Linked DNA regions of Homo sapiens: region 1 is linked to region 2. The links are chromatin contacts, found by Hi-C or POLR2A ChIA-PET in ENCODE. All regions are on one chromosome and are shown on one strand. The core of a region is the stretch at or near the end of the contact, and the rest is flanking DNA. Distances in the headings are between cores, read along the strand shown. Region 1 holds the start of HSF5 (heat shock transcription factor 5). Region 2 holds the start of MRPS23 (mitochondrial ribosomal protein S23).

Evidence for each region. Hi-C counts contacts between places; a loop is a spot of excess contacts on that map. ChIA-PET counts read pairs that join two places held with the same protein, here RNA polymerase II (POLR2A). Pooled maps may share reads with other maps.
Region 1: a pooled map shows a loop between it and region 2 (3-fold over the local background). The contact joins the promoter of HSF5 here to the promoter of MRPS23 in region 2. A Hi-C loop is called at or near these places in 1 of 50 pooled maps. POLR2A ChIA-PET finds 5 or more read pairs at or near these places in 2 of 52 experiments (CD8-positive, alpha-beta T cell and GM12878).

The regions. Positions count from the first base shown.
Region 1 is chr17:58,485,297-58,491,766 of GRCh38, forward strand. It overlaps HSF5 (heat shock transcription factor 5), which reads right to left and starts at 3,112. Exons shown (of 6, transcript NM_001080439.3): 1 at 2,429-3,112. The coding sequence starts at 2,978. MTMR4 (myotubularin related protein 4) reads right to left here. Exons shown (of 18, transcript NM_001378067.1): 18 at 4,241-6,470. The coding sequence ends at 6,367. RefSeq lists silencers at 2,394-2,513, 2,774-2,823.
Region 2 is chr17:57,844,924-57,851,553 of GRCh38, forward strand. MRPS23 (mitochondrial ribosomal protein S23) reads right to left here and starts at 5,121. Exons shown (of 5, transcript NM_016070.4): 1 at 5,044-5,121; 2 at 4,317-4,487. The coding sequence starts at 5,087. RefSeq lists enhancers at 1,309-1,916, 5,102-5,431, 5,107-5,616.

The sequences.
Region 1 (6,470 bases), core at 1,862-4,361, 640 kb after region 2:
TTTTATTTACTCTCCTAGCTGAAGGTGAAGAATGAATGAATGATTACACCCTGTTGGTTTCTTGGTATACTGCTTCATATCATGGACTCTTTAAACAGAGAAATGGAATATTGCCACCCTTGCCTTCCTGGAAGAGGGGGAAGAGCATCAAAAATCAAGTCTACAGGCCTGGCGCAGTGGTGGCTCACGCCTGTAATCCCAGCACTTCCAGAGGCCAAGGTGGGCAGATCACTTGAGCCCAGGAGTTCCAGACCAGCCTGGGCAACAGAGTGAAACCCTGTATCCACCAAAAATACAAAAAATTAGCTGGGTGTGGTGGCCACGCCTGTAGTCCCAGCTACTCGGGAGGCTGAGGTGGGAGGATCCCTTGAGCCCGGGAGGTGGAGGTTGCAGTGAGCCAAGATCTTGCCACTGCACTCCAGCCTGGGGGACAGAGTGAAACCCTATCTCAAAAAAAAAAAAAAAAAATCAAGTCTATAAAATAATTTGGCCATGTGAAGTGGCTCACACCTGTAATCCCAGCACATTGGGAGGCCAAGATGGGCGGATCACCTGAGGTCAGGAGTTCAAAACCAGCCTGGCCAACATGGTGAAACCCCATCTCTACTAACAATACAAAAATTAGCGAGGTGTGGTGGCAGGCACCTGTAAAATCCTAGCTACTCTGGAGGCTGAGGCAGAAGAATCACTTGAACCCGGGAGGCAGAGGTTGCAGTGAGCGGAGATCTTGCCATTGCACGCCAGCCTGGGCAACACAGTGAGACTTAATCTCAAAAAGTAAAATAGGCAGGGCGCAGTGGCTCAGGCCTGTAATCCCAGCACTTTGGGAGGCCAAGGCTGGCGGATCACCTGAGGTCAGGAGTTCGAGACCAGCCTGGCCAACCTGGTGAAACCTCGTCTCTACTAAAAAATATAAAAATTAGCCGGGCATGGTGGCACGCGCCTGTATTCCCAGCTACTCAGGAGGCTAAGGAATGAGAATTGCTTGAACCCGAGAGGCGGAGGTTGTGGTGAGCCGAGATCGCGCCATTGCACTCCAGCCTGGGTGACAAGAGCGAAACTCCGTCTCAAAAAAATAAACAAATAATAAAAAATAAATAATCCACTATCACAGAGGGTTTCTTAACTTTTACTAAATACAGATGTATACCAAAAAGTTTTTTCAATACTGAAAGATTGTAGCCAATAGTGAAAACTCCAAAGGCTGTAAATGTGAGCTTTCTAAAATTCTTTTTTAACTAAAACTTGACAGCTGTAAAGAAAACCATCTTTGCCTTATGTTTGTCTAATCATACCCCTTTAAGGAAGCATCAAGCTCTAATTTGCTTCAATGAAAGAAATGTGTAGCCAATTCATTCTACATAGGAACTATATCTTGTAAGCCACGATGTATCGTTGTATTTTTGCTCTTAAGGTATATAAACAACGTCTACCATTCTACACATTAACCAGAACCTTAAATCTGATGATTGTCGTAGCACTTCTAAGATTTCTTAGATGTGCCAATAGGTGGAAGGTGGCAGCCCTCTTCAAGGACAAATTTCCACTGCAGGCACCTTTTCCAAAACTTTCCCTTGCCTGCTATTGTAATGTTCTAAGTTCTCTCTTTTTTTTTTTTTTTTTTTTTTTGAGACCGAGTCTCGCTCTGTTGCTCAGACTGGAGTGCAGTGGCACTATCTCGGCTTACTGCAACCTCTGCCTCCTGGGTTCAAGCGATTCTCCTGCCTCAGTCTCCTAAGTAGCTGGGATTACAGGCGTGCACCACCATGCCTGGCTAATTTTTGTATTTTTAGTAGAGACGAGGTTTCACCCTGTTGGTTAGGCCGGTCTCAAACTCCTAACCTCGTGATGCACCCGCCTCGGCCTCCCAAAGTGCTGGGATTACAGGCGTGAGCCACCACGCCCAACCGTAATGTTCTAAATTCTCTTGACTACGATTTTGTTCCATCCCGCCTTAACCCGTAGGGTGACTCCACTCTGCTTCCCACGGGAGCAAAGGAGCCCCTTTTGTTTCTTCCAGACCCAATGTTTCAACGAAGGACTACTGAGTCCACATGTTTACAGTGGACAGTGTGGGTCTCAGGAAGGTAAACGGAGGCTTACAACCAGGTAAACTCCTGGGGTTCAAACCGGGGACGAGTAGAAGGGAGCCTAAGAGGCGGAGGTCCCTTTTGCTGCCAGTGGGCTCAGAAGGGGCCGAATGCTTACGGACCCTCCAGGGGAGGGCCGGTGGCCACCGTGCTGGTGCCGCTGAGAACGGCGGCGGTGGCGGGACCGCCAGTCTCGGGAAGCACAGCGGCCAATGGGTCCCCGGCGCCTTTCCGACGCCCATAGCGTGAGGACGTGCGAAAATGCGCCCTCCAGCGGCGGTTGCTCCCCGCCGCCCATGTGCCCACTGTGGGCGAGGGCACGGGCAGTCCGGACTCACCGTGCGGCTCGGGCCGGGGCCCCGCGGGCGGCGGCGGCTGCTGGTGCTGCAGTGGCGCGGTGGCGGCGGAGGCCGAGGTGATGAGCAGCCGCTGGAAGCGGTTGGGCGGGCGGCAGGGCACCTCCAGGCCGGCCGCCAGCTTGGCCTTGTTGGCGCTGGTGAGGCGCTTGAGGTGCACGAGCAGCTGTGGCTGGTCGCGGCGGAAGTGCGGGTTGTGGAAGTGATGGAGCGGCCCATTGCCTGCCGGTTTGCCGCCCCCCGGCCCGCCCAGCACCACCTTGCGGAAGCCGTAGAGGTTGAGCTGGCGGATGAAGCTGGTGAAGCTGGTGGTTTTGAAGAGCTCGGGCTCGGCCCCGGCCCCCGCAGTCCCGCCACCGCCCCCCGGCCCGGGCGGGCTGAGCAGCTCGGCCTCGAAGAGCGGCTGATCGATAAGCAGCCCCTCGCCGCGGCCGTCCCAGCGGATGGAGCGGTAGCGCGGGCTGTTCACCAGGCGCCACAGCTTGGCGGGGAAGTTGTTGGGGTTGATGGGGGTGGAGAGCAGCGCCTCCATCGCCCCGCCGGGCCGGGGCCTCGCCCCCCGAGCCTAGCTCTCCCACACCGTTCTCGATCCCTCCCCGGCCTTCGCCTCGCCCTGCCCGCTCCTGCCGGCGCCCATCCGCCGCGTACCAGGGACCGTTGGCGCACGAGGCCCCGCGGCGCCTCCCAGCGCGGCCAATGGGGCCTCGAGTTCCCGCCACGCGGCGTGGGCACCTCCCCCTCGGCGGCCGCGTGCCCCAGCTCGGCCCGCCGGACGCCTGCGGGACCCGGGCAGGAGCCCCTTCCCCAGGCGTTCCCAGACTTCAGGCCGGGAAGGCTGTCTGCCGGGGTGTTCTAAGTCCTGACAAGAGAGAAGCCCAGTTATCCACCGTGGAATACCAAGAGGCGTGTGTTTCGGCCCAGCCAACTAGTGGAGACTTGGAATGCAGAGAAAGTGTGCGTTAGGCAGCAGAGTTGGTCGTTCTGGGGACCAAAGGGTCTGGTCTGTAATCTTTGCTAACAGTGGAACTGCTTACCTCTCAAACAAAAATGATGCTACTGGAGGTATAATATCTTGAGTAAACGAACTCACCTTTTAGATAGTAGCCCTTTGTATCTTTTAAGATACACTCTTTTAAGTCAGTATTTGTTCAAGACAATTTACTCAAGGTTAGATGAAAACTGAGGTCCCTAGGAGGAGGGAATCACAAGAATCTAAGTACTATCTTGTGTGCCTGCCCAACTAGCTGGTGGCATTTTAGACATTAAAGAGAAATAAAGATGGGACAGAATTCTACGGTATCCATAAGAATCGATCCCTAGCCAATCAATAAATAAGAATGTAACAAGAGCTGTGCTGATTCAAAAAGAGAGGTTCATTTGAAAACGGAAATTGGCCGGGCGCAGTGGCTCATGTCTGTAATCCTAACACTTCGGGAGGCCGAGCTGGGTGGACTGCTTGAACCCAGGAGTTCGAGACCAGCCTGGCCAACATGGTCAAACCCTGTCTCTACTAAAAATACAAAAATTAGCCAGCGTGGTAGCATACCTGTAGTCCCAACTGTTCAGGAGGCTGAGGCAGGAGAATCGCTTGAACCCAGAAGGCGGAGGTTGCAGTGAGCCGAGATCGCACCACTGCACTCCAGCCTGGGGAACAGAGGGAGACTCCATCTCAAAATAAATAAATTGGAAATTGCTGGGAGAAAGGGGTACAATGTTCTACTCTTCTCATGGTCAAAGAATAAGTGAATATTAAGTTTTTTTAGAAATGAAAATAAAACGACCCAACAAAGCAGCACTAATATAGAGATTTTATTTAAACTGTATTGAATTTTTACAGCACATTGCATGTTTGTCACAACGCAACTGCACAGTTTGGATTTTTGGCCACATCATGTCACTTACACCCACAACAGCTCTGAAAGGAGTATTTGATGAACACATCTGAGCCAAGAGCCCAGAGTCTCTCTCCAAGGCCATGCAGTTTGTTCACTGATGGGACAGTCCCTCAAAACAGCCACGCTAAGTAGACAGATACAGTCTCCCCAAATGTTACCAATCTTACTCCCCTTGAAAACAGGCAGAGTGAAGTGCAATGAAAGACAAGTTAATTAAAAAGCCACTCACAACTGGCAGTAAATTTTAATGATTGATAAAATGCTTAAAATAATTTTATGTATCAGAAACAAGGAACAGCTTGTTACTTTTTCAATGATCTCAGGAATTTTGCAGACACAAAATCTCCATTATTCAGCTCCATTTAAATGAAAAAAAAAGTTCCGCTAGGCTGACCTAAATATGCCAAAACTTTTTAGGTTACATCTATGGCAAGTACAAAAGAACCACAGATGCGTCTCTGTAGGACTGAAAAGGTCAGGACAAATAATGATTCTTGTTCTAAATGCAGATCCTAGTTATTTTGGAATGAAATGCTGTTTTCTAGAAAGCAACATGAAAGTAGCAGTAAGAAAGATGACTACCATCATTTCAAAACAGGATAAGCCTAAATATAATTTACCATTTATATGTCAACAAATTAAGGAAAACTGTATAAAGTCCTAGTGGTTTCATTATAGGCCAAGGAGACTGTATCTGTCCCACCCACAGTACATGGCTATATCACTGTATCTTTTGGTTAAGTGCCACTGGTACATATTAAGATGAAAAAAAACAAAAACAAAAACAAAAAAACAAAATAAAATTTTTTAAAAACCAACAACGTTTGGTCCAAATGGACACATGTTCTTTCCCAATTTTGGTATCAAGGCTTTATTCTCTTCTGTTTGGGTTCCATTGTTAAGTGCACAGAAATAGACAGCAGCATTTGTACTGAAACCCTCACATACCAAACAGCATATGCTAGGAGGTAAAAACCAAACGCTAAATTCTACCCTCAAGGTGTCAAGTGTTCAGGATAAGAAGCAATGTGACCCAGAGGAGGCATCAGCCAAGGGAAAGACAACATGGGGGAAATGGGCAATGGAACAACAACAACGAAAACCTTTGTTTTATTTTCATGCCAGGAGAGGATCAAGGTGTAGCTCCTGTGTTAGCACCAGGACAACTAGGAAAAGTCAGGTGCAAAGAGTAGGGCACAATCAGCAGATATTTCACAAGGATAATTTTTGCTTTTCCCTTCTCATTCTTCACAGTGCATAACTCAAGAGCTGCCACTGTGTAACAGAGACGACTGCCTTCACAGCTCAAAATAACTCAATGTTTGCCAGGACCGAACATCAGCAGAGTTTTCCTCTGCTCCCAAAAATGTCTCACTCCCTAGAACTGTTCCCCTAAACTGAATATTCACCAATGCTGGCTGATGAGCCAACTGAAAAATACATTGAAACCTCCACTTGCTGAGCCAGTCTTCAAACCAAACTCCACAGAAAGACAGTACTAATGCAACTAGAAGGAGTGCCTCTAAAGGCTGAGCCTTCATGCAGACACAGAGCACAGAGGTACAGGATATAGTTCATCTCAAATAGGACAGGAATTCCTACCTTGTATACTATAATCTGCTTTTGTCAAGGTGGAGGAGAGATGGGTCTGGTTATCACTTGGAGTTTGGTTATACATATGCCTTTCTATTGCTGTTTGGGGCACTTTGCACCAGGCAACATCTACGCAATCATCATCTTGTGACCTCCAGGAGAAAGAGGCTGGAGTCACCAACTCAACATTAAGCTTCCAGACCCTGGGTCTGGGTTAGGACCATTACCCCAAGGTGAGGGTATCACCAGTAGAGGACCTCCTGCTAAATTGCAATTCCTCTGCTCCAGTTTCATGATACCAAGGAGGATTTCTCAAGATGGTATCTCTGAGCTCTGTGATTTCATGAGCCACACCAAGGAACCTTCCAAACTACAACTGAAGAAGATCCTCCCTTCAAACCTGCTAAAATTGGACAGGTTTCTCCCCGGCATTCAACTGGAAGCTGTAGCAATGGGTTTCTTCAGCTGTTGGCTCATGAGTTCCCTGGCACGAGAGACTTGAATGTGTTCGTAACATGAGTTACAGACGAGAACTG
Region 2 (6,630 bases), core at 3,871-6,370:
GTCTCACTCTGTCACCCAGGCTGGAGTGAAATGGTGCAATCTCAGCTCACTGCAACCTCTGCCTCCTGGGTTAAAGCGATCCTCCCACCTCAGCCTCCAGACTAGCTGGGACTACAGGTGCATGCCACCACGCCCAGCTGATTTTTGCATTTTTAGCAGAGGTGGGGTTTCACCATGTTGCCCAGGCTGGTTTCGAACTCCTGACCTCAAGTGATCCACCCGCCTCGGCCTCCTGAAGTGCCAGGATTACATGTGAGAGCAAAGCACAAATGATTTTAATGTATCAATGAACCACAAAGTGCATGCAATGGGTCTGAGAAGAAAGGTGCTGAAAAAGCATTTAATCTCCTCAAAGATCTCATGTTGTATGCCGAAAATATCCAAGTAGAACAAGAACATACTTGTTCTGCTACTTTAAATGAGTGTTGGTGTTGGGGGTCCCGGGGTGAAAGCCTGGGCCCCAATTCGGAACATAATGACCTTATAAATTCCATTTTCTAGCATCCTGAAACAACAGTAAGAATAAGGGATGTGTATCAAAGTCAATTAGGCACACTCATTGGTATAAATATTTAAGAGAAAAAGGAACTAGACAAATTCAAGGTACTAAAAGCTAATTAACATCAGTATTCAAGGGGAGGGGCTTTGTCAGTAAACTCCCAGTGAGAGATTTACCACTTACTTAGATCTTACATAAATGTATAGGGATGCTAAATGTGGCCATAGAAGTGGTTTCTAGCCCACTGTTCCTGAAATTGTTTCAGAAAACTAATAAAATTCTGATGGCCATTCTCCAAACAGTCCCAGTCCTGGCCCTCCACCATTCCTCTCCAAGGAATTTTCTTTCGTTTCTCTCTACCAGCCTCATAGTTCATCTGTCCATTAATCCATTAGCTTCTTCATTCAAGAGACGATTAATAAGCAACTTATATGCCACACAATGGGCTAGGCACTGAAGTTACAAGAATGAATTTGACAATGCCTGGCCCATGACAGTGCTTAATGAATGTTTGTTATTGAATAAAGACAGGGCATTTGGAATGTAGAGCTATTAAAGACAGGCTAAGGCCACAACAGGGGCAGTATGAACAAAATTCAGGGCACACAAAAGGGGAAACATGAAAACAGAAAAGTAGTCCCAAAGAAGTGTGACATCTTTGTTTTTTTTTTTTGTATGAAAAAAATAAGGTGGGGGGCAGCCCCCACCCAGCCAGCCGCCCCGTCTGGGAGGGAGGTAGGGGGCAGTCCCTGCTCCGCCAGCCGCCCCGTCCGGGAGGGAGGTGGGGGGCAGCCCCCGCCTGGCCAGCCGCCCCGTCCGGGAGGGAGGTGGGGGGTAGCCACCGCCCGACCAGCCGCCCCGTCCGGGAGGGAGGTGGGGGGCACCCCCGCCCGGCCACTGCCCCGTCCGGGAGGTGGGGGGCACCTCTGCCCGGCCGCCCCGTCTGGGAAGTGAGGAGCCCCTCTGCCCGGCCGCCACCCCATCTGGGAGGAGTACCCAACAGCTCATTGAGAACGGGCCATGATGACGATGGGGGTTTTGTCGAATAGAAAAGGGGGAAATGTGGGGAAAAGAAAGAGAGATCAGATTGTTACTGTGTCTGTGTGGAAAGAGGTAGACATGGGAGACTCCATTTTGTTCTGTACTAAGAAAAATTCTTCTGCCTTGGGATGCTGTTAATCTATAACCTTACCCCCAACCCCCTGCTCTCTGAAACATGTGCTGTGTCCACTCAGGGTTAAATGGATTAAGGGCGGTGCAAGATGTGCTTTGTTAAACAGATGCTTGAAGGCAGCATGCTCGTTAAGAGTCATCACCACTCCCTAATCTCAAGTACCCAGGAACACAAACACTGCGGAAGAACGCAGGGACCTCTGCCTAGGAAAACCAGACACCCTTGTTCACATGTTTATCTGCTGACCTTCCCTCCACTATTGTCCTATGACCCTGCCAAATCCCCCTCTCCGAGAAACACCCAAGAATGATCAATAAATACTATAAAAAATAAAAAATAATAAAAATAAATTAAAAATAAAAAATAAAAAAAAGAAAAAATAGAGAACTTTAAAGATATTTTTAAGAATGTTGCTAGGAGGCCGGGCACGGTGGCTCACACCTGTAATCCCAACACTTTGGGAGGCAAGGCGGGCGGATCACGAGGTCAGGAGTTTGAGACCAGCCTGACCAACATGGTGAAACCCCATCTCTACTAAAAATACAAATTAGCCAGGCATGGTGGCGTGAGCCTGTAATCCCAGCTACTCAAGAGGCTGAGGCAGGAGAACAGCTTGAACCCGGGAGGTGGAGGTTGCATGGGGCTGAAATTACACCACTGCACTCCAGCCTGGGTGGCAGAGCGAGACTCCATCTCAAAAAAAAAAAAAAAGAATGTTCCTAGGCAACCATTAGGAGCACATTTTCTGTGACTATTTAAGTTTTGGAAAAAAAGAGAATAAAGAGGCCGGGCGCGGTGGCTCACGCCTGTAATCCCAGCACTTTGGGAGGCCGAGGCAGGCGGATCACGAGGTCAGGAGATTGAGACCATCCTGGCTAACACGGTGAAACCCTGTCTCTACTAAAAATACAAAAAATTAGCCAGCTGTGGTGGTGGGCGCCTGTAGTCCCAGCTACTCAGGAGGCTGAGGCAGGAGAATGGCATGAACCCGGAAGGCAGAGTTTGCAGTGAGCCGAGATTGCGCCACTGCACTCCAGCCTGGGAGACAGAGTGAGACTCCATCTCGAAAAAAAAAAAAATACTTAGATCAGAAAAAAACAAAACTTTTTTTTTTTTTGGAGACAGGGTCTCCCTCTGTTGCCCAGGCTGGAGTGCAGTGGTGCACTCTCAGCTCACTGCAACCTCCACCTTCTAGTTTCAAGCGATTCTCCCACCTCAGCATCCAAAGTAGCTGGGACTACAGGTGCCCACCACCAAGCCCGGCTAATTTTTGGTATTTTAGTCAAGACAGGGTTTCACCATATTGCCCAAGGTGGTCTCGAACTCCTGAGCTCAGGCAATCTGCCCACCTCAGCCTCCCAAAGTGCCAGGATTACAGGCGTGGGCCACCGTGCCTGGCCCAGAAAAAAAAAATTCTTAAATAATCATTATCAATACTGACAAGGATAAAGTAAGAACTCTCAGAAACTGCTAATCAGAGTGTAAACTAAGACAACTACTTTTTTTTTGGTAGAGACAAGTCCTGCTATGTTGCCCAGGGTGGTCTCAAACTCCTGGGCACAAGCTATCCTCCCTTATGCCTCCCAAAGCACTAGGATTACAGGCACAAGCCACCACATCCAGCCTGTGATTTCTTTTTATGCTTTCTTTGTGTATCTAAATTTTCTACAAGTAGCATGTGTTGCTTTTATAATAAAAGAGGAAGTATTCTTGCCACTGAGCTTAAGAAAAAGAAAAAAAAAGAGAAAAGGGATGCTAAAAAAAAATAAAGAACACATGATTTTCCTTCAAATTCCTAGTGATTGTCTCTCTCTGTCGCCCAGGCTGGAGTGCAGTGGTGGGATCTCGGCTCACTGCAACCTCCACCTCCCAGGTTCAAGCAATTCTCCTGTCTCAGCCTTCCGAGTAGCTGGGACTACAAGCACCCACCACCATGCCCGGCTAATTTTTGTATTTTTAGTAGAGACGGGGTTTCACCATGTTGGTCTGACTGGTCTCGAACTCCTGACTTCAGGTGATCCGCCCGCCTTGGCCTCCCAAAGTGTTGGGATTACAGGCGTGAGCCACCGCACCCGGCCTCTCTTAGACTTTCAAGCATCCTTTCATCTGAGTGGCTTCAAAGAGCCGGACTACTAGATCCACAGACCACGTTCCTCCTATCTCCACTCGTGGAGAAGGCCGGCATAATGATCACCATAAGCTTGGAGTCAGAGATGTGATTCCCAGATCTGCCACCCTCCTATATATTTAGTAATTACAAGAAGTTAGCTAATTTCCTTGAGCTTCGCAGTCTCCTTGAATAAAATGGAAACAAGAATGCCTTCCTTACAAGTTAGAGTAAGGCCTTTAGAGAATGAGATAATGCTTGCAAAGAGCTTAGTACAGTGCCTGGCCCAAAGCAGATGCCCAGAAACATGCGGCTATAATTGCAATGATCTTTCGGTTGCTGGGCTCCAGATTCCACTTTTCAGAACTTCAGTTTCACTATGAGGAAGGGGTGCTGCCTCCCTAATTTGGCTAGATAAGCCTTCTCCACAGGGCAAACCCCTGACTCAATTTCATGTTTGAATTCCCAGACTGCTACCGAAACCTTCCCTTCTGAAGTTCTGTTGCCTCCTGTCCACTACAGGGCTGAGCACTCACGCTCTAATCCGATCCTCGTGGTACCAGATGTCTTGGATGGGAGCTTTGGCTTTGCCATATCGCACTCGAGGCCTTTGGAAGACGGGCTCCCTCAGCGGGGGAAAGGCGTCATATACGTCAAACCACAGGGGCTTCTCCTTCAGCACCCCGGCCCGAACCAGGTCCCGAGTCCTTAGGGAGGGAACAGAACGAAACTGGGTCACTTGCAGTAGCCTGCCAAAGCCCCTGAATCAGTCTAGCACAGTTTGGGACATTAAAGGTATTATGCGGTCTGCAACACAGAACGGGGAAGGACTGCTCCCCACCTACAGAGAAGATCTGTCCACATCCCAAACCAAACTTAACAACGCTCAGGAGAGTTAAATCCCTCTATCTTCTTTTGTGCGTCCCACCCACGTTCGGTCACGGAAAAATGCAAAGAGCGGTCTTGCATGACCTGATAAGGAAGGCCCATCAGGCTCTTCCTCCCTTCCTCTTCCTAGAGACCTCCACTCGGGGAGAGGCAGCTGCAATAATCTTTAACATGACACATAAATTCAAGGAGAGGCATCCTCAGGCACAACTATTCGGAGCCAGGAGAAAACATGAGAGGGCCTCACCCAGCTCAGCCCCCGCACCCTGCAATACGCCTCGCCCTGCTCAGGTCCGCTCCAAGGAAGAGCGTGACCGGCTGAGAACCCCAGCCTGGGGGAGGCACCCTCAGCCCACCACGGCTGGGAGCACACACCGAGAGAAGATGCTCCCTACGGTTTCCAGCCGGCTGCCTGCCATGATCTGCGCCTGGTACCGAGCGTGACTAGCTGCTACCGGAACCGGAAGCGGCTGCTCCAGGTAAAGGGCGCATAAGTTGCTGGCCGAGCCAAGGATCGCTGGGCTTTCACCGCAGCCCCTGCGGGAGAGCGGCGCAGGCAGAAGCAAGTGATAGGCCGAACGGGCGCGCTCCGAGGTTACTTGCCAGGTTCAGGCAGGAGCACTCGATAGCCGAGCCAAAAGGGCAGGAGCGAGCCAAAGCCGGACAGAAGTAATAAATGACCGAGCTGTGGGAGGGATTCATCATGATGGTTGCTTTACTCTCTCTCGCCTTGTTGAGCCAACTCCTCTGAAAAGGTGGGGCCGCGCGGAGGAGAAGTAGTGGGGCAGAGCAGGGGTGAAGCGCAGCCTACAGTCCTAGGGGAGCCAACAAAGGCCGAGATTTGAGGTCACCAGCTCTAGGCCCAGGCTGAGCCTAATGTTGTTTAGAGTCACAGACTACGCAGAAGAAAACCAAGGCCGGGGAGGGGCCGTCACTTGCCCAGCGTCGTGCTAGATCTCGGGCCTCCGCCTCTGGCTGTGTAGTGCTCCCCACTAAGCCCCTCGTCCCCGGAGTGCCACCTGCATCCACGCTAACTAGGATGCTGGCTGCAACTCGTGTTTCCCGCGGCCGGTGTCGCGGGCTACCTCCTCCTTGGAACTCGAAAAGTGAAAGTGTCCGGAACAAACAGACGCCGAGAGGGAAACGAAAAAATCTGGAGAAAGTCATCTCTCAGTGTTAAACTGTAAAAAAATATAAACTGTGTGTAGCATACCCTTTGACCCAGTAATCATATTTCGGGGAAAGAACCCCTTAGAAATTAAAGCATCAATTCATGAGGATGTTTGTGCAAGGATCATCGTTGCAGCATTGTTTGTAGTGGGAAAAAAAATCCATCAGATGAGAAATAGCTGGAAAATTATTGTTCATACTTTCTTTGGAACCCTATGCAGCTATTAAAATGAATGAGCTAGATCCACATGTATTTACCAAGGTTAAGGTACATGACTTATGTTTAAATGAAAAACGAAGTTGCAAAGAAACATGTTTAGTGGAATCTCAACGTGTTAGAAAAAAAAAAGGAAAAAGAAACACCTCTATATATGTTTGTGTTTGAGGATAGAAATTCTGCAGAAGGACACCCAAGGCTGTGAACATTGGATATCTCGGAGTGAAACTGCAGGCAGGCAAGGGAGAATTTTTTCTTCCTTTACACATGCTTCAGAGTTTGACTTGTAAAGAGATTGTATTCATATTTGAACTTTTAATCCAATGAATGTTTTGAATCACACACAATGTCTCCTGGGAGCCTAGTCAAGTCATCCTAGAGTCCTCCCACTCTGAGGCTGGTGAAGGGGAGGACGGGACTGTTTGATGAGTAGTTACTGCTTGTGTGTGTTATCTTACTGAATCCACATACCTTCCCATAAGGTAGCTATTAACATCCTCATTATAGATGAGAAAGCAAGGCCTCAGGAAGTTACATAACTTGTCTGATAAGCAACTGATAGAGCCAGCCTTGGG